Linked DNA regions of Homo sapiens: region 1 is linked to region 2. The links are chromatin loops, found by intact Hi-C in ENCODE. Cell type or tissue: MCF 10A. All regions are shown on one strand. Each heading gives the region's core, and the rest is flanking DNA. Links, peaks and the distances in the headings are about the cores only. Region 1 overlaps INSC (INSC spindle orientation adaptor protein). Region 2 holds the start of CALCB (calcitonin related polypeptide beta).

The links. Hi-C counts contacts between places; a loop is a spot of excess contacts. Peaks named below come from ENCODE experiments on the same cell type or tissue, not always from the same donor. Only the 100,000 strongest peaks of a DNase experiment are listed, where the experiment ranks them.
Region 1: a loop joins it to region 2, with 8 times the contacts of the local background. A loop is called at or near these places in 2 of 110 quality-filtered maps.

What each region holds. Positions count from the first base shown.
Region 1 is chr11:15,202,858-15,213,124 of GRCh38, forward strand. The region is part of intron 7 of INSC (INSC spindle orientation adaptor protein); the gene reads left to right. Among named protein-coding and RNA genes, the nearest start is that of INSC, 93 kb to the left of the region's middle. RefSeq lists a silencer at 5,904-5,953. In MCF 10A, for the core only: a CTCF peak has its summit at 5,965 (motif pointing left); a DNase peak (open chromatin) is centred at 5,934.
Region 2 is chr11:15,070,343-15,080,609 of GRCh38, forward strand. It overlaps CALCB (calcitonin related polypeptide beta), which reads left to right and starts at 3,251. Exons shown (of 5, transcript NM_000728.4): 1 at 3,251-3,321; 2 at 4,368-4,462; 3 at 4,719-4,856; 4 at 6,944-7,128; 5 at 7,741-8,295. The coding sequence starts at 4,377. The coding sequence ends at 7,103. RefSeq lists an enhancer at 4,153-4,654 and a silencer at 4,697-4,746. In MCF 10A, for the core only: a CTCF peak has its summit at 4,774 (motif pointing left); DNase peaks (open chromatin) are centred at 4,479 and 4,759.

The DNA of each region.
Region 1 (10,267 bases), core at 3,193-8,192, 130 kb after region 2:
TCTGATGCTGCTCAAATGCCAGAGTGCTTTAATGTGTCTTTCGCAGTATAGACGGCCCAGGCCCTAGCCTGAGATTCAGACCCTGCCCAGTTGAGCAAAAGGAGAAAGAGATGCTCGTAGTCTGGGGGTTTATTTTGTGCCAGGTGCTGAGATAGTCCACTACATATGTCCTTTCATTAATGCACCAGAACCTTGTGAGGTGAGCACTATTAGTATCTCCATCTTAAAGATAAGGAAATGGAATCTCAGACAGTTTAAGTGACTTGCCTAAATAACATAGTAAGTGTTAGAGCCAGAATTTGGACCCACATCTGCCATAGTACAGCACCCCTGTGTCACGACCTTGCTGGTTTAATGATTACTCTGAGAGCACTGAAAAGGTCCCTGCAGCTTAATCCCAGACCACCTTGCTATTCCTGGCCACTGTGCTAACCCCTCACATCCCCAGCTGGCATAGGGGATAGTAGCTTACCTGGACATTTCTCCTCTCCAGGCCAGATTGCTTATAATACACAGACACTCATGAAATATTTCCTCTGTGCCAGGCACTGAAGAGGAATAAGACTTACCCTGGTAAGAGCCCCTGAGTGATCAGAAATAACAACTACATTGTGTAGCAGTTGTAGAGCTTGCAAAGTGACTCCACATGGATTCTAATTTCATTTGATGCTTGCTTCAAGTTTGAAAGTATCCCCATAGTATGGATGAAAATACTGACGTCCAGAGAGGTGAAATGACTTCTTGCATGAAATCATACATTATGTAATTCATTCATTCAGCAAATATTTACTATCTGCTATTTGCTAGGCACTGTTTTAGGTGCTGGGAGTATAACAGTGAACAAAACAGACAAAACCTCTTGTCTTCATGGAGATTACATTCTAGTCTAGAAGGTAGCAAGTTATGGTCCATGGGCTAAATTCAGCCTGCTGTCTGCCTTGTATGGCCCATGAGCTAAGAATGATTTTTTTTTTTCATTTTTAAATGGTCAGAAAAAAAAACAGAAGAAGAATAAAATTCTGTGTCCCATGAAAGCTTCTGTGAAATTCGAAGTTCAGCCATAGTTTTATTAGAACACAGCTACACTTGTTTGTTTGGGTGTTCTCTATGTGCTTTCATACCAAAATAGCAGAACTGAATAGTTGCAACAGAGACCATATAGCCTTCAAAGCCAAAAATATTTACTCTCTGGCCATCTATAGAAAATTCTTGCCGAGCCCGGTTCTAGCAGGTAAGGAAGATGTCATGACCACGGTGAGAGGAACAATAACTAACATATATCGAATACTTGCTTTGGGCAAGCACTTTGCTAAGCCCCTCCTTTCATCAAGTCATTTATTCCTTGCCATCCTGTTATATCTCCACTGCTTACAGAAGAAAGGGAGACTCAGAGACGCGAAGCCACTTGCTCAAGGGCGCATAGCTAAAAAGTAGCCCAGGCAGTAATGTAATTCCAGCTCTGCTGGGCCAGAGCCAGCCTGGGCTGTTAACAATTGTGCAGACCCAGGACTCAAAATCTGATATTGTGAGGCCAGTTTCCATGCTCCTTTCCTCCATATCATATTGCTTCCAAAGTTGGGAGAAGTTCTAGAGACACCCATGAGGTCCTTAATCTCTCCCACCCTCCACCCACACCCCCTCCCTGGGTTCTGTCCATGCCTGCCACCCTCTGTGAGCTGGGCTGCTCAGCACTGCCCACAGAGGCTCTGGTGAGGTTGGCCATTGTCAGTGTTGAGGATGGAAGATGGTGAAGACCAGGCACAGGCCGGATTGTAGAAACCACAGAGTGACAGGTGAGTGAAGGTGGAGTGGGGAAGTGTGGTTCCCTGGGGCTCTTGCCAGCCACCCACTCACCGGGCATGGTTCGTGGCCAAATTAGATCACATCAAAGTTCCAGCCTTCTCCGCCTGATTTACTGGCCTGGCCTTCTCACTGAGGTTCGCTTAATTAATTGGCAGTGGGAAACGTGCTGGATTTGGTGAAATTCGTCTCTGTTGTGCAGCTTCCCCCTCCTTTCCTTCAACCGTGAAGAGGTTCATTAAATCCTGCACAGCCCCCAGCGGAGTTGTGGGTCTAGACAGGTCACTGCATCCATCCCAATTGCTGCTGTGTCATGCCTGAGCCTTGCTGGGTTTGGGGGACTTTTGTGGTCATAGATTCAGTCATGGTCTCATTCATTCACTCACGGGAAGTCACTTCGTCTCTGCTTCTTCATTCCTTCTGTTTGCCAGTCAGTCATTCACTTACTTTTAAACTCACTCAAATTCCAGTGCTTTAAGAGGGTGAGGCAGGAGCAATGCATGAAGCCAGGGGTTCCAGGCTCGCCTAGGCAACATAGCTAGACCCTGTTTCTTAAAAGTAAAATAAAATAAAAAATAAGTAAACTTACTCACTCATTTGTTCTCTCACGAAGTCCACCACTAATTCACTCTATGAATTCCTTCTTTTATCACTGAAGCAGCCTATTACAGTGGAGAGACTGAGAACTTGGAGAATCAGGCAATCCTGGGTTTGAACAGATTTTTCTCACTGTGAGCTTGGATATGTTATCCTGGGGGATTTGCTTAGCACAGTTCCTTGATCAGTAAAATGAGCCTATAAAATCTACCTCATGTATAGTAATATGATGCTTGGCACAGAGTAGACAGCGAATAAATGGTGGCTACTGTGATTGTGGCAGGTATAATGCTAATCACTTGGACTTTGAAAATGAATGGAAGGTTAGGGTCTGGTGGGGAAGGGAGGGCTGGCATGTGGGAGAGGGGCTGGCCTGGTCAAAGTTGCAGTGAAGTGCACACATGGAGAAGTTGGGTGGTCCAGGGGGGATGAGTCCTCACAGTCTTTCCCTTTAACAGACGAGGAAACTGAGACTCCGAGACAGTGTTTCCTCAGTCATGAATGTAGAGCTTGGATGCAAACCTAAGTCTGGCTGGTTCTAAACTCCTGCTCTTTCCTCTGCTACCTGGGGATAGCTGGTCCTTCTGAGGCAGGGACTGCAGAGGACTGGGAGCCAGGTTCTCTGTGTTGGCCTGGGCAAGGGACGGACACAGACACCCAACAAGCAGGGATGGAGGCAAGATGCCAACACACAGCAAAGGCCTCTCCACAAGTGTCTGACAGGCGTTTTGAGGCCTCATTCTTTCTTTTCAGAGCTGTCACGTGGAGGTCTGGTTCATCTGGGCTGCAGCCTCCCTGCATCCTAAGCTTCAGGACATCTGTCCTTCCTTCCCTGTGTCTTCATCTGACATCACTCCTCATTCCCTACCCCTATGCTGGGTTCTGGAGAAGAGACAGGCTCCCTGCTTCCCAGGATGGCTGAAGGGGGAGAGGCCCAGCAGGACAGACAGTGGTAAGGGCTGTCCCATGGCCATCAGAGGCTATAAGCAGGAGGCCCCACCTCTGGTGGGGTTGCCGGTGTAGGCAGCACCAAAGAGGCAATGAAGCTGGGCCCAGAAGGGCCAGGGAGGAGCTCCCAGGCAGACCAGAGGAAAGCAGTCTTAACAAGGGCAGGGGCAGAGGGGACACCACAGCAGGGAGCCACCCCAGCAGGGAGCCACCCAATGGGGCTCCAAGTCTCCAAGTCTTCCAGGGTCTTTGTGTTCAGTGAATTGGGGGAGCCCCAAGGAGAAGGCAGTGTTCTCTGGACCTCACTTGGGAGAAGACTAGAGGGAGAAAATGAGGGCCAAGGAGGGAGTAAGGGCCCCAGAGCCACACAGTCCAGCGAGAGCAGATGAACCCAGCCTGGTCAGGGTGGACTGCTGAGGGTGGCCTTCCTGGAGGACTGGAGCTGGCAAGGTGAACTGGCATTACCAAGGGGGAGGACTGCAGGGTTTGGGGAAGAATGAAGAGAGGTGAGGGAGCAAGTCACTTCTCCTGTCTGAATCCCAGCTTCATCTTCTGTAAAATGGGACTCCCACCTTCTTTATAGGGCTGCTATGGTGATGCAATGAAGCAATATGGGTGGGTCTTGCAGCAATGGTGCCTGCGTGGAGAAAGCACTCTGCCTGTGTCTGTTTCCTTTTCCTCCTCCCATGCCCATTTGTCTCTACTTTTCCAGGCTGGTCTGGGGAAAACTTCACATTGCCCCCAAAGGACCTGGTTATTGGGGATTTTGCAATGACCATGGCAGGGTGCCAGGTACTCTGAGTGGTGAAGGGGAAGGTCAGGGCACTGCTGGTTCAGGGATTGATTGTGGTTGGATGGGGCCAGGCCAGGATGGGGTTGGAGGGGGCTGGAGACTAGAGCTGGACTGCGGACTATGGTCCAGATGAGGGGCTGGAGATGTTAGGGATAGGAAGCTACAGGTCTGTGGCCAAAAGGAGTGGGGGGCACTCAAAGCCCAAGGCTCAGACAACCTTCAGGACAGTTCTGGTCATTGTCTTTTCCAGAACTGAAAGACCAGAGACGGCCTCACTTTCAAAAAGCATCCTTTTATTCTCACTCCTCCCTTTTATTTTATTTTTTCAAATAACGAGTTAGTTCACTCTGTGCTGGAGCCAAGGGGGTAGTTTAATGAAAATCAATACAGAAATTAAAGATGAGGGGAGAGCGGGGAGGACGGCTCAATTTCAAGTCCAAGAAGAAAATCACCAAGGGCAAGAGCTGGAAAACTGCTGCCTGTCTCCATGCAGCTCCTTCACGCCCCACCCTCATTTCCTGGGGCAGCTTCTTGGAATCAATAGGCCCTGACAGCTGAGGTGCTGGGCTGGAAGAGAGATGAAGACAGGGAGGCCTATATTGAGCTCTTGAAATCCCAGAGGCCCTGGGCAGGAGGGAGTGGGCTGCAAGCGGGAATGGTGGGGAGGCTCTGTGGCCCCAGCTGCTGTTTTACAGGGGTCTGTCTCCACTGTCTGCTCCCTGTATAATTGCAGATGGTCATAAATAGTTAATTTTTGCAAAAAATAAATAAAAAATTCAAACAAGCAAAAAAACCTCACTTTAATCAGTTTTTCTCACCATTATGCCCATTTGCTTTTCACGGTCATTTTGTAAGGAAGGCAGGGAGAGATGGTCACCTCCATCTTATTTACAGAAGAGCAAGTTGAGGCTGGAAAGGATAGAGATACTGGGAGGGACAGAGGCTGGACTGAGAACCCTGCGTTTTTGCTCCTAATCCTAAGTGTGCCCCCTGGTCCCATTAGGTGAATGGTGTCATAGTGTGCAGATCCCAAAGCAAAGCTACTACTTTCTTGCTAGAGTTGGTTCTAATATATAAGCCAGGCTGGATAGAGACAGAGGGGCTGTGAATGCAAGGCAAAAAAATCTTTGCTTAATTTGTCTTGCAATCCCTTCTTACCTAGGAATAGCTTTTAGAGAGAGGGAGAGAGAATGCCTCTGAATGAAGGTCGCAGATGCCTCTTCACCTCTCTTTGGCACTCAACCCATCTAGGATTATCAGCTTCCTCCACTCCTCACACCCCCAAACACTAGCCTTCAACTCCCATGGGAATGGGCTAAGGCTTTGCAGAGAGGCCCAGGGTCCCAGGTTAGCTGTGCTGTGACTCTGGCTGACAGGCAGAAAGGAACTGAGGCTGGCACTGTCATTGTCACTCTTCCCAGCCTTGCAAGGGGGCAGGGCCCATGATTGAGCCTTCTCAGAGGGACTGTGGCTTGTTCACTTTCGACATACCAAGGCTCCTGTCTGTCTGTCTTGATGGCTGGGGTGGGGGCACTTAAGGAGGCCAGGATGCAAAGAGGCAGGAACTAAATTAGCCACACTGCCCCACCTGCCCTCTCCCCTTCTAACAAAGACCTAGGCTGAGATTATGGGCCAGTACTTTCCAGACTGAAGGAAGGCTCGGGGACTGCGCCTTTCCCGCCAGGTCCAACCTGAGTTTGGAGAAGGGATGGGGCTGCCAGGCAGTCCAGGTGCCTAAGTGCAGCAGTGGGTTTGCAGGAGCAGGCTCCATCCGCAGAGGCTCGGTGGGACCCCATGTGCTGTGCAACAGCGACCCCTGGTGGATAAGAACACCAGTGGCCGCTCCATCAGGCTGCCTGGGGTAGGCTTCTCCTGGGGCTGTTGAGGCTGGTGGTCTCTGGGCTCCAGGACCAACAGTCAGGGCCAGTGTGTGGGGCGGAGTGAGTGGGGGAGTAGGGGAGGTTTACAAATTCAGGGCAGTGAGGGCTTTTTCCTACTGAGCCAGCCTCCGATGATGTAGGCAAATCTTTCATTCCAACATGTATCTAACTTCCAGATTTCCCCAGAGAGTCTGTCCTGTGTGTTCTTGGAGTGGAAATCTTCCTAGGCCTCCTAGTTCCCACTGGACAAAATCCAAACCCCTCAGCCTGGCACTGAAGGTGCCCTCTGAGCAAGCTGCCTCCAGCACATTGCCCCTTTGGTAAACAAGCCTGGGTTTGGTGCCCAGCTCTACCACTTATTCACTGTGTGTGTGACCTTGCACCCCTCTGAGCCCCATTTCATCACAGGTGAAAGTGAAGTGTCAATCCCTGCCTTGCAGGTTGTGAAGATGATACAAGTCAATGCTCCATAGATGTGAGTTATTTTCCCCTTCCCACCAAATTTCTCCACCAAAGGTCTTTGGGGCCTCCTTGCCTTGGAGCCTCTGCCTGTGCTGGGTGTCCCAATGAGAGTTTCACCTCCACTGTTGACATCTCGCTCTAAGGCCTCCTCTGGACCTCCTTCCCGACTGTGATCCTCCCTCCTTGGTGCTCACACAGTATGTGGTACTGCTCTGGAAGCGTATCCCACACTGCCTGACCTCAAACCTCTGCCTTGGCTTCCCCACCAAGAGACACTATCTCACCCACTTCTTTAGTCCATCAGGGAAGTGGTTTGCACACACAGGTGAATAATGTTTGCTATGAAACCAAATAAATACCAATTGAAGATTTCTGGTTCGTTCTTCCTCATTGCAGATGAGAAAATAGAGGCCCAGAGAGGTGAAATGATGTGCACACCCACATTCCCGAGATCAACCACAGGGCTGAGACCAGAATGCAGAATGTCTGACTTCACTTGAAACAGCATGGCAGGATGCTGTGATCAGTTTCAGACCCTGATGAGGGGTGGGAGTTGGGGGAGTATAAACATCATAGGGTCCCTCAATAAGGACAGAATGGAATTTGCCCTGAGCCCCTGTTTGCACCACTTAGCCCTGGCAATTTGCACCGGCTTTGCCCGTCTCCTAATTCTAATGGCCCTAAGCCCAAGTTCTTAGGTCTCAAAGAGACTTAGGGAGGTTGGTGGGCCAAGATGAGCTCTGCAAGTCAGCCTGAGATAAGTCAGATGAGTAGAAGCCCTTTGAGGCTGGCTATGTTTCCTGGGTAAAGTTCAGCAGGCTTGATGTTAGTGAAGAGATCCTGGGACAAGTTCTTCATTTGCCACTGATTTGCTAAGTGACCACAGGGAAGTTTTCTAATCCCTATGAGCCTCAATTTTCTCATTTGATGGGATTCCTAGTTCTGCTGGTATCCTGTGGCATATGAAGTAATTTTGTGAGATGTAATGTGATGAACAAAAGTTAGATGTTTAGCTGGCAGGGCTAGGAATTCTAGCCTGTTCTGTGGGCTACAGACATGCCTGTTCTGTGGGTTTGGGTTGTGTTGAGTGGGTGGTGTTCTTCCAGGAGTTGTTAGAAGAGAGCTGGGTGCCTGTGAATTCTTAGATGGAGCTCTGCATTTGAGAGTTTGTGTGTGTGTGTGTGTGTGTGTGTGTGTGTGTGTGTGTGTGGTGGAGTGGGATGCAGCAGGCTTAGCAGGGTAAAGTTGTTGTGTATCTCCTAGCTGGTCCCAAAGAATCTGGTGAGAGCAGAAAATAAATGAGAAGTCTGATGAAAACACAGTGCTGTTGCTGGGGAGAAGGGAGGCCGTGCTCACAGGGAAGCAAAGATTGCCTAGGACATGGGACAAGGTACAGAGGTGGCACTCTCAGCCACCCCTGAGTGCTTCTGGAGTGGGGCAAGTGCTAGTTTGGAGGGGAGCAGGGTAAAGGAGGTTGCTTGGGCTGGTGGGGTGGAGGGAGGATTGAAAGGATGATACACTGTGAAGGTTTAGGGTAGAATTTGGTAGGCAGGATCCACTTCTGGGAACAGTCTGGCACTGACAGTGCAGCATGGACAGTAGGCCAGCCCTCAAAGCCCAGAACTAGAACCATCACCCACAACCTGCTGCCGGCAAGTGGTGGGTCCTCTGGTCACCCACAGAGATAAAGAGAGACAGGGAGAAGGAAGGAGGATAAGAAAAGGGGAAGAGACTTACTGGAGGAAGAGAAAGGGAGAAGAGCTGGAAAGACACAAGCCCAGCTAATGGACAATCAATTTCCAAAGGAGTGTTTCGTTCTCTCTTTGGGCTACTTCAAAAATACAAACCAAGTTATTTGGAGATTTGTAATAGCTGGACATACAGTGCTCTGCTTGTGACCAACTTGAGTGTACCGTCCTCTCTTATTATGGTTTCAATTTTTATTTTCCTGATGAGTAATGGTTTTGAACACTTGTTCACATCCTTACTGGCCATTTGGTTATCATCTTTTGTGAAATGTAGGGCTGAGTCTTTTGCCCATTTTTAAAACACTGGGTTGTTTGTCTTTTCTTATTGATGTATAAACTTTGAAAAACACGTTCTACATATAAATTCTCTTAAGATACATATTATCAGCCTGTGGTAGGTTTTTTTATTCTCTTAATGGTGTCTTTTGATAAATAGAAATGCTTAATTTTGTTAAAATTCAATTTATTGACCTTTTCTTTTGTAGTCGGTGCTGCTTGCGTCCATTTAAGAAATCATTGATTTTTCCAAAATTATGAAAATATTCTCCTAATTTTCTTCTAGGAGCTTTATTGTTTTGCCTTTAAAATTTTGGCTTATGATATATTTCAACCTAATTTTAAAATGGTGTTCAAGGTCAATTTTTTTCCCATATGGATACCCAATTGAGCCAGCACTGTTTATTGAAAAGACTGTACTTTCAGCACTGAATTGAAGTGATACCTTTTTCTTTTTTTTTTAAATAGTGATACATGCATGAGTCTGTTTCTGGATTTTTTTTTTCTGTTCCATTAGCCTTTTTGTTCATCTTGTGCCAATAGAGCACGGGGCCCCTATAGTCTAATACATTTTTCTATTTGGTAACATAAATTAACCAACTTTGTTCTTCTTTAAGATTATCTTGGTAATTCTTAATTTCTTTACAGTTTTATATACATTTTAGAATCAGCTTGTCAATGTCCACAAAAATACCTGCTGAAATGATTGGGGTTTTTAAAAATTTAAATTTTTGGAAATTGACATAGTTTTTTTTTTGGAGATGGAGTCTCACTCTGTCGCCCAGGCTGGAGTGCAGTGGCACGATTCTAGCTCACTGCAACCTCCGCCTCCCGGGTTCAAGCGATTCTCCTGCCTCAGCCTCCTGAGTAGCTAGGATTACAGGTGTGTGCCACCGCGCCCAGCTAATTTTGTATTTTTAGTAGAGACAGGTTTCACCGTGTTAGCCAGGCTGATCTTGAACTCCTGACCTCAGGTGATCCGCCCACCTCAGCCTCCCTGACCTCAGGTGATCCGCCCACCTCAGCCTCCCAAAGTGCTGGAATTACAGGCGTGAGCCACTGGGCCCTGCCGTGAGCCACTGGGCCCCGCCAGAAATTGACATCTTAAACAATGTGTAATATTCTAATCAATGAACAGAGTACATCTCTCTACATCATACAAACTGTCTTTAATTTCTCTCAGCAATATTTTGAGTTTTTAGTGCTGGCATCTTGCACATCTTTTTTAGATTTATTCCTAGTTATGATTTCATGCAAATGTAAATGGTGTTTTTTAATTTTTATTTTCTGTTGTTGGTAATACATAAAAAATACAAGTTTGATATTGTATCCAGTAATCTTGCTTGCTATATTTACTTACTGTTTTTAATAGTGTATAGATTCATTAGAGTTTTCTATGTACACAATTATGTCATCTGTCAATAATGACAGTTTTGCCTCTACTTTTTCAATCCTTCTATTTTTGCATATCTTGTCTGATTGCATTGGGCAGTATGGTTTTAAATGAGAGCAGTGATAATGGGTATCTTTACCTTGTTACTGATTTCAGGGAAAAAGCTGTCAACATTTAACTTATTATTTTATTATTAAGTATGATACCATTATTATTTTAAGGATTAAAAATGAGGCTCATAGAAGGTGGATAACTTGCTCATTTCACCAAGTCAGCAAGGAGCCCAGGCTTTTCTCGCTGTGAAGGTTGTGCAACTTCCTTGTATTACAGATATCTCTAGAACAGTGCTGCTCAACTCAGGATGTCCATG
Region 2 (10,267 bases), core at 2,250-7,249:
GAGTATTGATTGGGGAAGTGATAAATGTCCATGAAATCTTCAAAATTTATGTTCAGAGATTGCAGTAAAGACAGGCGTAAGAAATTATAAAAGTATTAATTGGGGGAACTAATAAATGTCCATGAAATCTTCAGAATTTATGTTCTTTTGCCATGGCTTCAGCTGGTCCCTCCGTTCAGGGTCCCTGACTTCCCACAACAATAGCAGTATGGCCATCTGTCCAAATACTTCAGAAAAGTCCTAGTGACACAGACCTGGCCTTTGGAGATAGTGCCAGCTTTTGAGTGCCAGTTCCAAAGGTTCAAATTTCCCTTCAGATAATATTTCTGGGCTTCTTGGGAGGCCAAACACCAATTATGACTCCTCTTGAGCTCCCAGCTTGCTTCCTGGGCCTTGTGCACCACTGATAACATAGACAGGCTGGGGAGCCCGCCACTCCAAGTTCTGGGGTCTTCCAGATTTTCTTTCCTACTCAGCTTCCTTTCCTCTCCTGCCAGGCTGGCCCAAGGGCCCTGCGAAGAGTGGTGCTTCCCAGAACTACTGGGCTACCAGTTCTGCCAGACCTCAGAGAGGGTGGTAGTGGCCGAGGAAGAAGTGGGGCAGAGGGCACAACCCTCATGCAGGTAGCACCTCCAAACTTTGCCTGTCCACTAGGCAGCCATTTATCTGGGCTGGAATCAGGGAGAGGGACACAGAAGTCTCCCCTAGAATTGCAGGGTTTTTGGAAAAAGGGCTCCCAAGTGAAGGCCGCCTTGGTGTCCCTCATTGTTTCCAAAAGCGAGCCCACCATCTAAAAATCTAAACAGTTGAACTCATGGACCTAGAGAGTAGAGATGGTTATCAGAGGCTGAGAAGGGTAATGGGTGGTGATGGTGGAGATGGGAATGGTTAAAGGGTACAAAAAAAATTGAATGAATAAGACCTACCATTTGCTAGCACAACAGGGTGACTATAGTCAATAATAACTTAATTGTACATTTAAAAATAACTAAAACAGTGTAATTGGATTGTTTGTAACACAAAGGATACATGCTTGAGGGGACAAATACCCTATTCTCCATGATGTGATTATTACATTGTATGCTTGTATCAAAACATCTCATGAACCCCATAAATGTATACACCTAGTATGAACTTACACAAATTAAAAATTAAAAAACAAAGCAGAACCAAAAACACAAAAGCGCATCCAACAGTCTAGACGTAGAGAACCTTCGCATACATAGAAATACTCCTTAGAGAGCTGCAGTTCCTGGTGTGGTACTACAAAGGTCCTGGAAGTCCTCCTGCCTTACTTCGAGTCCGCCACAGGCCGGAGCTACTTCTAGAACAGTTCTGACTGCCTTCCCAGGGGAGGGGGCGACTGCAGGTCACCCTGCCTCAGTGCACGCTGCGCATCTGAGTTGCAGGCCGGGCGGCAGTCACCCGAGTCAGCGGTCCCGATTCTTCGTGGGTGTTACCTGGAGTTTCCATTGCACGGGTGCTGGAGGCCAACCCGCCCTAGTCCCACCAGCTGGGTCCTGCCACAAGAAAAGGACCCAGAGGGCCTAGACAGATATCCCCTGAACTTTTTTCTGACCCGCAGAAACAGTGAGCATCACCTGCAGGGGTTCCGCCAGCCTCTGGCTTTGCTTCCTGCCCGGCAGCCTCCAGCAAGTTTTCCCGAATGCTCTCCAGGAGTGCAGTGGGCGCCGGCGGACTTATTTAGGGTCGCTGCTGCCAAGCGTCAGAGAGCGAACCGGAGGCCCGGGGCTGGGGGCTGTGGTGAGAGGCGCCCCTTTCTTTCTTGCCATCGCCCCTACCCCCAGCTCCTTCCTAGCCTATTCTGCCAAAGCTGGGATCTTCTCCTGGAACCCGGGAGCAAGAAGAGCTGGCAGTGCCGACTCCCAGAACCCGGCTTTCCTTCAGAAAAGATGGATAGGCCGAGTTTGTGTGCGTGGACGTGCATGTGTCGGTGTGCATGTTTAGGGGACAGTATGTACCCCCAATTGCATAAAACACGCCTGTTTTTGGAAACAGAAACACACGGGGTTGCTTTCGGGTATGGGTGTGGTTAGTTTGGGTTCCTGCGCACGCTCCCTTTTCGGAGCAGCTGGTGAGGGCGCATCTGTTCCAGTGAGTGCTGGCTGTCTGATGGACTGTCTGTGAATGCAGAAGGCAGAGCGTGTGGTGGGGGTCCTGCCATGTGAGTGATGATGCGCGCACTGGCTGGTCTGTAGTCGCGAGTGGAACTTGTGTGAAAATTCTCAGGCTGACTCTCGCGCTGCAGCACCTGCTCCCCTCCGTGGGTGGCAGCTGGACCCCAGCGCGCTCAGCTCTCAGGCGCTTCAGCGAAGTGGGGTAGGGGTGTGGAACGAGAGAGATAGAGACCCGGGCATAGACCATCTCCGCCAGGCAGCTTGGCAAACAGGTGGCAGAGTTGCAGGGCAGCTGTGTAAGCCAACTTCGGCGCAGCAGTGGAGGGTCCTGGCTTGGCGTGGGGGATGCTGGACCCGCGGTCGAGGATTTGGGGATATAGGGGAAGAGGGAGGAGGTGGATGCTGAGCCTTGTATGCAGGCTATGTCAGTTTAGCCCTCTCCCCAACCTCTCTTCGGCTCCTGCCCGTCCCAGAGGAGTGAGGTGGAGAAGGGCTGGCTGCCAGACTGGCACCAAAACAGCCTTCTTTGGGTGCCCAGGTTGCCAGGGCTCGAGGGGTCGGAGGATATCCAGGGAAGCACCCCAGGTGGTCCAAAAAGATCAAATTTTGAGGACCCCTCCCTCCCCTTTTCCCTCCCCCCCCCTCCTTCCCTGCCGTGGGCTCTTTCAGCTGTGGTCCCTTTAGAACCCAGGACTACTACTGCTCAACCTCGCTGGGGGTTCGGGTGGCTGGATTCGGGTCCCTCACTGGCGTGACAGGAGGGAGTGCGAGGCAGGAATTTAGGAGCCAAGGAGGTGAGAGCAGCTCTGGCCCCTCACTGTAGGTGACGCCAAACTCTCCTCGACTTGCCCCGACTCTTAGTTGAAAAATCTCTGTCCTCTCCCAGGCTCTCCAGCTTCCCAAGCAATGACCTCAATGAAAAAAATGACAGCGGGGCGGACTGCCCCCGCTCCAGAGTACCAGTGCCGGCAGTGCGAGCTATGACGCAATCGGAGCTCGGTCGGTCCTTTGATTGGCTAGTCCTGGCCACTTTGGATTGGCCGCGCGGGCTGGTGGGGACCCCCCCCCTCCAGCTATCTCTGTAATAAGAGCGGGGTCTCCGCGGGGAAGGCGCCCACAGCAGGTGTGGTGTTCATCCCGGGTCGACCGGCCGCTCGCGCTGCCCTGAAACTCTAGTCGCCAGGTGAGGAACTTCCCATTCCCCATTCCGCTCACTCGAATAACCTGCTTCTTCGACTAGTTCATCCAGTTTGCTCCATCTGCCTGTCTGCCTCTCCGCCGCCATCTGGTCCTACCTTACAGCGGTGGTCCTAGCTCTCTTCCAGGCCCCGTAGAAGGCGAGCGGTTAGGGTTGTCCTGGCAGTTTCTCCTACCAGTGCGAGAGGAGCCCAAGCATCCCCATGGCTCAGCGTGGGCGCTGGAAGCGCAGCGAGCGGAGGTAGGCGGGTCTGCAGCCCTGGCGTTGGGGCCTGGCTGAGCGCAGGATTCTGCAGAGTTGGGTCCGGGAGCGCCCTGCGCCGTCTTTGTCCTTCGGGAGCATGTTTCGTTCCCGGGAGGTCGGAACCCTGAGCTTTCCTCTGAGGCGCCTCCCTGGTGAGCCTTCCCGGGATTCCGGTCCGGATCTAAGGCAGTGTTGTTAGCGGACTAGAACCCTGGGCGCTCACCTCGCGGAGCTGCTGCTCAGCATCTGCTGCTAAAACGCGCTCCGGCAGAGGGCTGGCTTTGCGGGCGAGTCCTGAGACACCCGTAACTGGCACGTTAAAAATTTTTCCCAGTTCCAAGACTGAGAAATGAGCGCTCCTTTCCAATCCACCCTTCCCACCTTCCCCTCGCATGCGTTGGCGCGAAGCCCAGCAGAGGAGAAGGCGAGAAGGGGAGAGCAGGTCTACAGCAAGGTGCGTCCACGCCTGGTTTAGGCATAAATCAGGGCAGAAGTGTCTGTTTGTGTGCACGGGCGCGTGTGGCTTCTCCCTGGCCTTCAACAAAACAGAACCAAAATTCATCCTTTCTCTCCACCCTTCCCCTAGGACACCTTTTTCCGCTCTATCAAGCCATTCACTCACTGCAATGTGTCTCTTGAGATTCACAGCAGCCCTTCCTGCAAATGAAGGGAACAGAGGCTCAGGCAGCTGAAGTAACGTGCCTAAGGTCACATGGCAGTTGTGGCAGAGGCAGGACTGGAACCTAGATCTGTGCTGGTGCAGTAGTAACGTCATCCTTCCTTTACAGAGAGGCGGCATGGGTTTCCGGAAGTTCTCCCCCTTCCTGGCTCTCAGTATCTTGGTCCTGTACCAGGCGGGCAGCCTCCAGGCGGCGCCATTCAGGTGAGACAGCCTGGAGCCAGAGGCGCCTTCTGCTCCCACTGCCCCTAGGACCAGACAGCTCTGTGCCTCTGAAGTCACGCGTGGCTCCTGGTGAATCAGTGCCCACAGGTGGACCCTGGCCTCATGCCCGTCCCCTGGGAGTCGCGGTGGCCACATCCCCAGGGGAAGAAGCAGAGACCAGGAAGCCTGGCTGCCTATCCTGGGGAGGGTCAGTCAGGGGCTCACAGCCTGCAAGGAGTTTGCTTCCCTTCCACAGGTCTGCCCTGGAGAGCAGCCCAGACCCGGCCACACTCAGTAAAGAGGACGCGCGCCTCCTGCTGGCTGCACTGGTGCAGGACTATGTGCAGATGAAGGCCAGTGAGCTGAAGCAGGAGCAGGAGACACAGGGCTCCAGGTGAGGTTCCCCAAGCGCCCAGCACAGGGACTCCTCTCCCCGCAGCATACACAGGAAGGTGGATCCCAAGAGGCAGGAGAGAACACACTGGCAAGGGGTCCAGCAAGCTGATTTGTCCAGCAGGCTCCCTTTCTCAAGTTCCAAGGGAGACAGAGGTCCCAGTGCACCTGGAGGGACTGTGTGTGGTTAGACACAATAAAAAGCTCCGTTTCTGAAAGCTGTTAGAACATAGATGTAGAAGCTTTTTCTAGACATAGAAAAAACTCAATTTGTGAAAACTGATAGAAAATGAAATGGGGAGGTGTGGAATCGTTCACTGTGGAAATTGCTCTTGCAGTACTGGGAGATCTCCTAGCATTGGATGAGTTAAGACTGGTAAGGGTGAAGTCAGGAATAGACCCAATATCTCAGAAAGTTTTAGAAATTTCACATGTGCATGCCATTCTTTCATACCTGCAAGAAGCCTTCATTTCACATTTGCAAGGTGAAGATGAAGCCCTTGCAGGGGGTGGGGACAGAGCAGTGTCTGAGGTAGGTTTGAGCCTTTAGATGTGCAAGCTCTGTGGAGATGTGCATGTTGTCATGAGGCCAGGGAGAGCACCGTTTCCCAGACCCACATCCTTGTGCATGTTGAGCCTGAGCAGAGACCAACCCCTGGCCTGCTCCCAGCACTGCTGGGCAGAGGCATGTGTCACACCTACATTCACCCCGAGAACCTCTCTGTTGAGCATGAAGGGCTGAACATCATGGGAATACCAGAAAAGATCATCCTTCCTCATTCAGCCCTTCTCTACACTGCCCTGGCCCACTGACCCTCTCACCTCTCCTAATGGAGTGTGTGTGAGCTGCCCTCCTGCCTGCCCCACCTGCTCCCACTCGACATGTCCCCTGCCTGGTCCAACCTTCTGAGTGACTGCCCATGGGGACAGTCCCTAGTGCATGGTACTGTCTGGCATGTCCTTCCCTTGCAGCTTGAGCAGTCCTAGATTTAAGTAGCGTATAGTAATCTGAGTACCTGCTTGCAGGGCACATACTTGCAGTACCTGAAAAACTTTCATATGTTCCCTGGCATCAACTTCGGGCCTGAAATTCCTGGCAAGAATAGGGACATAGTCAACAGCTTGCAGAGGGACCACTACCCGACTCCAGGGTCCCCCAGATGGCAGCTGAACTTCTCTCAACTCTCCTGATTCCCCTTCTTGCTCCACTTTATGAACCTGATGCATGTGGATTCCTCTCTGATTTGTCTTCATGCTGGTATTGGTATTTTTGCTTATGACAGAGAATGTTTTGAAGACCTCAGGATGGAAGGGAAGACAGCAGGACTTACTGAACACATTAGAGATAAAAGAAAATAAGGGAAGCTTCTTGAGACTGTAGAGGGTGTTATGACAGAGGCATCCAATTTCTGCTTCTAAATGTACTACGATAAAATAAGCACGTCCTTAATGCCTTGGCATTAGATGAATCAATCTATTTTTCTAAAAGGAACTGAGCTGCGGTGCTCATTGCTCTGGTCCACATCCAGACTTGAGGGTGTCCAGTGCCTATGCTCAGAAGTAGCCTTAGCTTCAGGGTAGCTGGGTATGGGGCTTGGTGGGTCATCACTATGACCCAGCTCAAGCAGCAAGAACAGTGTGTGAAGGAGCTGGTAAGTACTTCTGGGAGAGGATGCTGCAAACCCTGTTCTCTGAGCTTCTTCTGAAGACTTTAGGGAATTTCATTTTCCTGTGGTAATGGGTAGTGTTGGTGCTTGTGGCTGGGGTATGGTCTCTGTATACTCCTCGTGTATCTTGGGGTGGGTCTGGGCCTCGTTGCCCACTTCCTCCTTGAATGGTAAGTGCAGGGTTTCAGCCTGTGCCCCGTGGCTTGGAATTGTTTTTTCTTCTTTCTTTTCATGATGGTCTTTGGGCAGAGCTCCTGGTGAAGACTGCCAGGCCATTTCCCCTAACAGCTTTGATAATTGCATTTTCGAGAAACACTTACTGTTAGGTGGTGTGTCGAAGTGTTGCAGTTCTCTTCATGAAGGCTCCTCCCCCAGCTTTTCACTCACAGGTCTTCTCTTCTTTCTCTATCTTGCAAATCAGCTCCGCTGCCCAGAAGAGAGCCTGCAACACTGCCACCTGTGTGACTCATCGGCTGGCAGGCTTGCTGAGCAGATCAGGGGGCATGGTGAAGAGCAACTTCGTGCCCACCAATGTGGGTTCCAAAGCCTTTGGCAGGCGCCGCAGGGACCTTCAAGCCTGAGCAGATGAATGACTCCAGGAAGAAGGTAACTACCCTAATGCTATGGGATAAGAGGGGGAAGGGACTTGGAGTTAAAACCTACATTTTGAAAACCTCTGCTCTGGTAGGTTCTTTAGGTTCCTTCTGTCCAGTTACATTGTTCCTCCTGAGGCAGTGAGTTCTTTCTAGAACCTAGCATGATGTCAGAATGACATCAGAGATGTAGTGTCATTTTTCTGATAAGGGAAATGGAAAGAAAATAAAAAGCTTGCTGGATTCAGAAAGGGAGAGGTCTGCAAACCTTAACCAGGGCCAGTCTTCATTCATTAGGCTGGTTTCAGAAAGGGCTCAACCCTTGACTACAGATTCAGGTGGATAAGCTGTAATCATAACCTACTACCAAGATTAATAGATGCAGTTGAATTATTTTAGTCTTCATTTGCCTTACAAGCCTGCTTACCTCTCATAACCATAATTCATAAATGCTGTTTAAAGAAACACTTCTGTAAATTAGTATTTTTTCAGTAATAATTGTGATTATTCATGACTTGTCTTCTACTTCTTTTTTTCTCTTCCTTCTCCTTTTCATCTTCTTCCTTTTTCTCTCCTTTGTCCTCCCCTTCTTCTCCCTCCTCTTCTTTTTTTCCCCTAATCTCAGGTTATCATGAAACTGAACTCACCATTTCTATTAATTTCTGTTGGTAAGAACTTGGTGAGAATGCCCCGTGGAAGATACACATGTTTGCATCCTAAGATACTGAAAAAAGGGCACCTTTGTCACTTGAAAGGAATGAAACTGAATGCAAAATAAGCTAATTCCATATTTGCTGTGCATCATTTTTATATTTAATTCTATGTCCAGTAAAAGTGATGGCATCTCTCATTGACTTATCTGGTAGCAAACTGGTTCTTTCGGAGCCATCCTGTTGATCATGCAGCTCCACCAAACCTTAGGGGGACGTGAAATCACTGCCTGTTGTGGTCTCCGAGGACACATGGTAATGGTGATGCTGTGCCTTGTTATCTAAGAACATGATTGTATAATTTGTTTAAGAAAATGTCAATATTGTGCCATTTGTGAACTTCATCAAGATTAAAAGCATATTTTGGGTACATTTGTTTCAAAACCTTGGTGATGCATTACAACTTGTTTTCTTATGTAATAATAATGATGATGATGATGATAATAATAAATATTTTTGAGTGCTTACTATGTATGGGCCAGATATTATTTTAAAACAGTGCTTTACACCTGTGAATTCATTTAATCTTCATGACAAAACCATGAAGTAGATGCTATTATTCATGTCCCTTCACCTCTGAGGAAACAGAGGCAGGGAGAAGTCCAAGGTCACACACAGATAGATAGAGGTAGACCCAGGTATTGGGTTCCAGGGCTTACAGTGGAAATCACTGCACTATAGGCCTTTCTACAGTGGCTCCTGATGTTTTTCAGAGACTTGTGAGCCATTCTTTGGCCTAGCTGCCTGATAAGGTAGACCCTCAGATTTTGGAGATGCATAACAAATTTTAAACATAAAAACAACCTAGTCTTTACAGAATATAATGAATTTTTTGTACCCATTTCTTGGCCTCAAAAATGATCAGTTGCCACTGTTGTTATGTCTGTATATCATCTATATCCCTTCCTCCAGTGTATTATCATGTCAATATATCCATAAGTAAATATTTCATCACGTATTTCCAAATGGGAAGGGCTTTTAAAATATAATCACAATTTCATTTAACAACTAAAATAAATTTACAATAATTTTAAAATTCTTTAATATTACACATCAGCCATGGTTCAAATTCTCTATGTATCATGTAATATAAATGATAAGATGGAGAATTTACATATATTTATATATATGTGAAACCAGGGCTCAAATTGAATCTTCACATTGCTGCTGGTTAATAATAAGTTTTAATTTAAGGCTCTTACAAATTAGAGGTTCCTCCCTCATCTATTTTCCCCCTTGCTGTTTATTTGTTGGAGAGACTAAGTTATTTATCCAATAAAGAGTTCTACATTCTGCATCCCTGTGGTGAGGTTTAACAGTTAAGTCCTGTGAATCAGCAATCGGATCTAGAGTGAGTGATTGGGAAAAGAAATAGGGGATGAGGCCAGAGAGTAGATGAAGGCGAAGACAGATCGTGTAGTACTTTGTAGGGCATAGGAAACACTGGCTTTTTATTAGTCAATCTCTAGTCAGGAAAACAGGAACTACCTGAGTAATTTTAACAGAAATAATTTTAAAAAGGAGTTGGCTAAATCAGTATTAGTGTAGTGACAAAGCGAAAGAAAAGGGTAGTTCAGAGATAGAAACCATAGGAAGAGGCCACCATCCTCGGGGCTATGGGAATAAAGAGAAGAAGGGAGGTAAGTAGGATCTAGAGCCTGCAGGAGGATTCTCAGACCACAAAGATGGGAAGCTGGCAGATGCTGGTATCTCTGAGGGGGTATCTCTTGTATCTCTGAGGCTATTCTAGAAGTAGGGAAAAACAAAACAAAAGTTAAAACTGGAAACAACCTCACTGACAGGGTAGAGCATCTCTGTGGGTGATGCCAGCAGAAATAGAAGTCGAAATTGGAAGGAACCTGTTTCTTTTTATTCCAGATGCCTCTTGTCTCCTCTTAGGACCTTCAATTAGCAGAGCCTAAAGGGGGTTCAGCTGACAGAGGAAAAGTTGGTTTGCAAAGTCCCAGCCCTAGTATTTCATAGTAAACATGTGATTTTAAATTTACATATAGAGAAGTTCATTTTTTGTGATATACCATTCTATGAGTTTGAAAAATACATTGTCATCCAATTACCATCACCATGGAGATATAAAGCAGTTCTATTCCTTCCCCAAATTCTTCCATGTTTCCCCTTTGCAGTCAATCACTCCTTCCACCCTCAGCCTCTGATCATGACTGTTCTGTTTTCTGTCCCTATAGTTTTGCCTTCCCGAGAATGTCATATGCATGTAGCTTTTTGGTCTATCTTTTACTCAGCAAAAGGCATTTGAGATTGATCCATGTCATTGGATATATCAATTACTTCCTTCTTTTTATTACTGTGTAGTATTACATTCTTGCATTGTGCCACAGTTGATTTATCAATTTACCCAAAGAAGGACACTTGGGTTGTTTCTCATTTGGAATTTATGAATGGAGGTGCTATAAACACTCATGGATA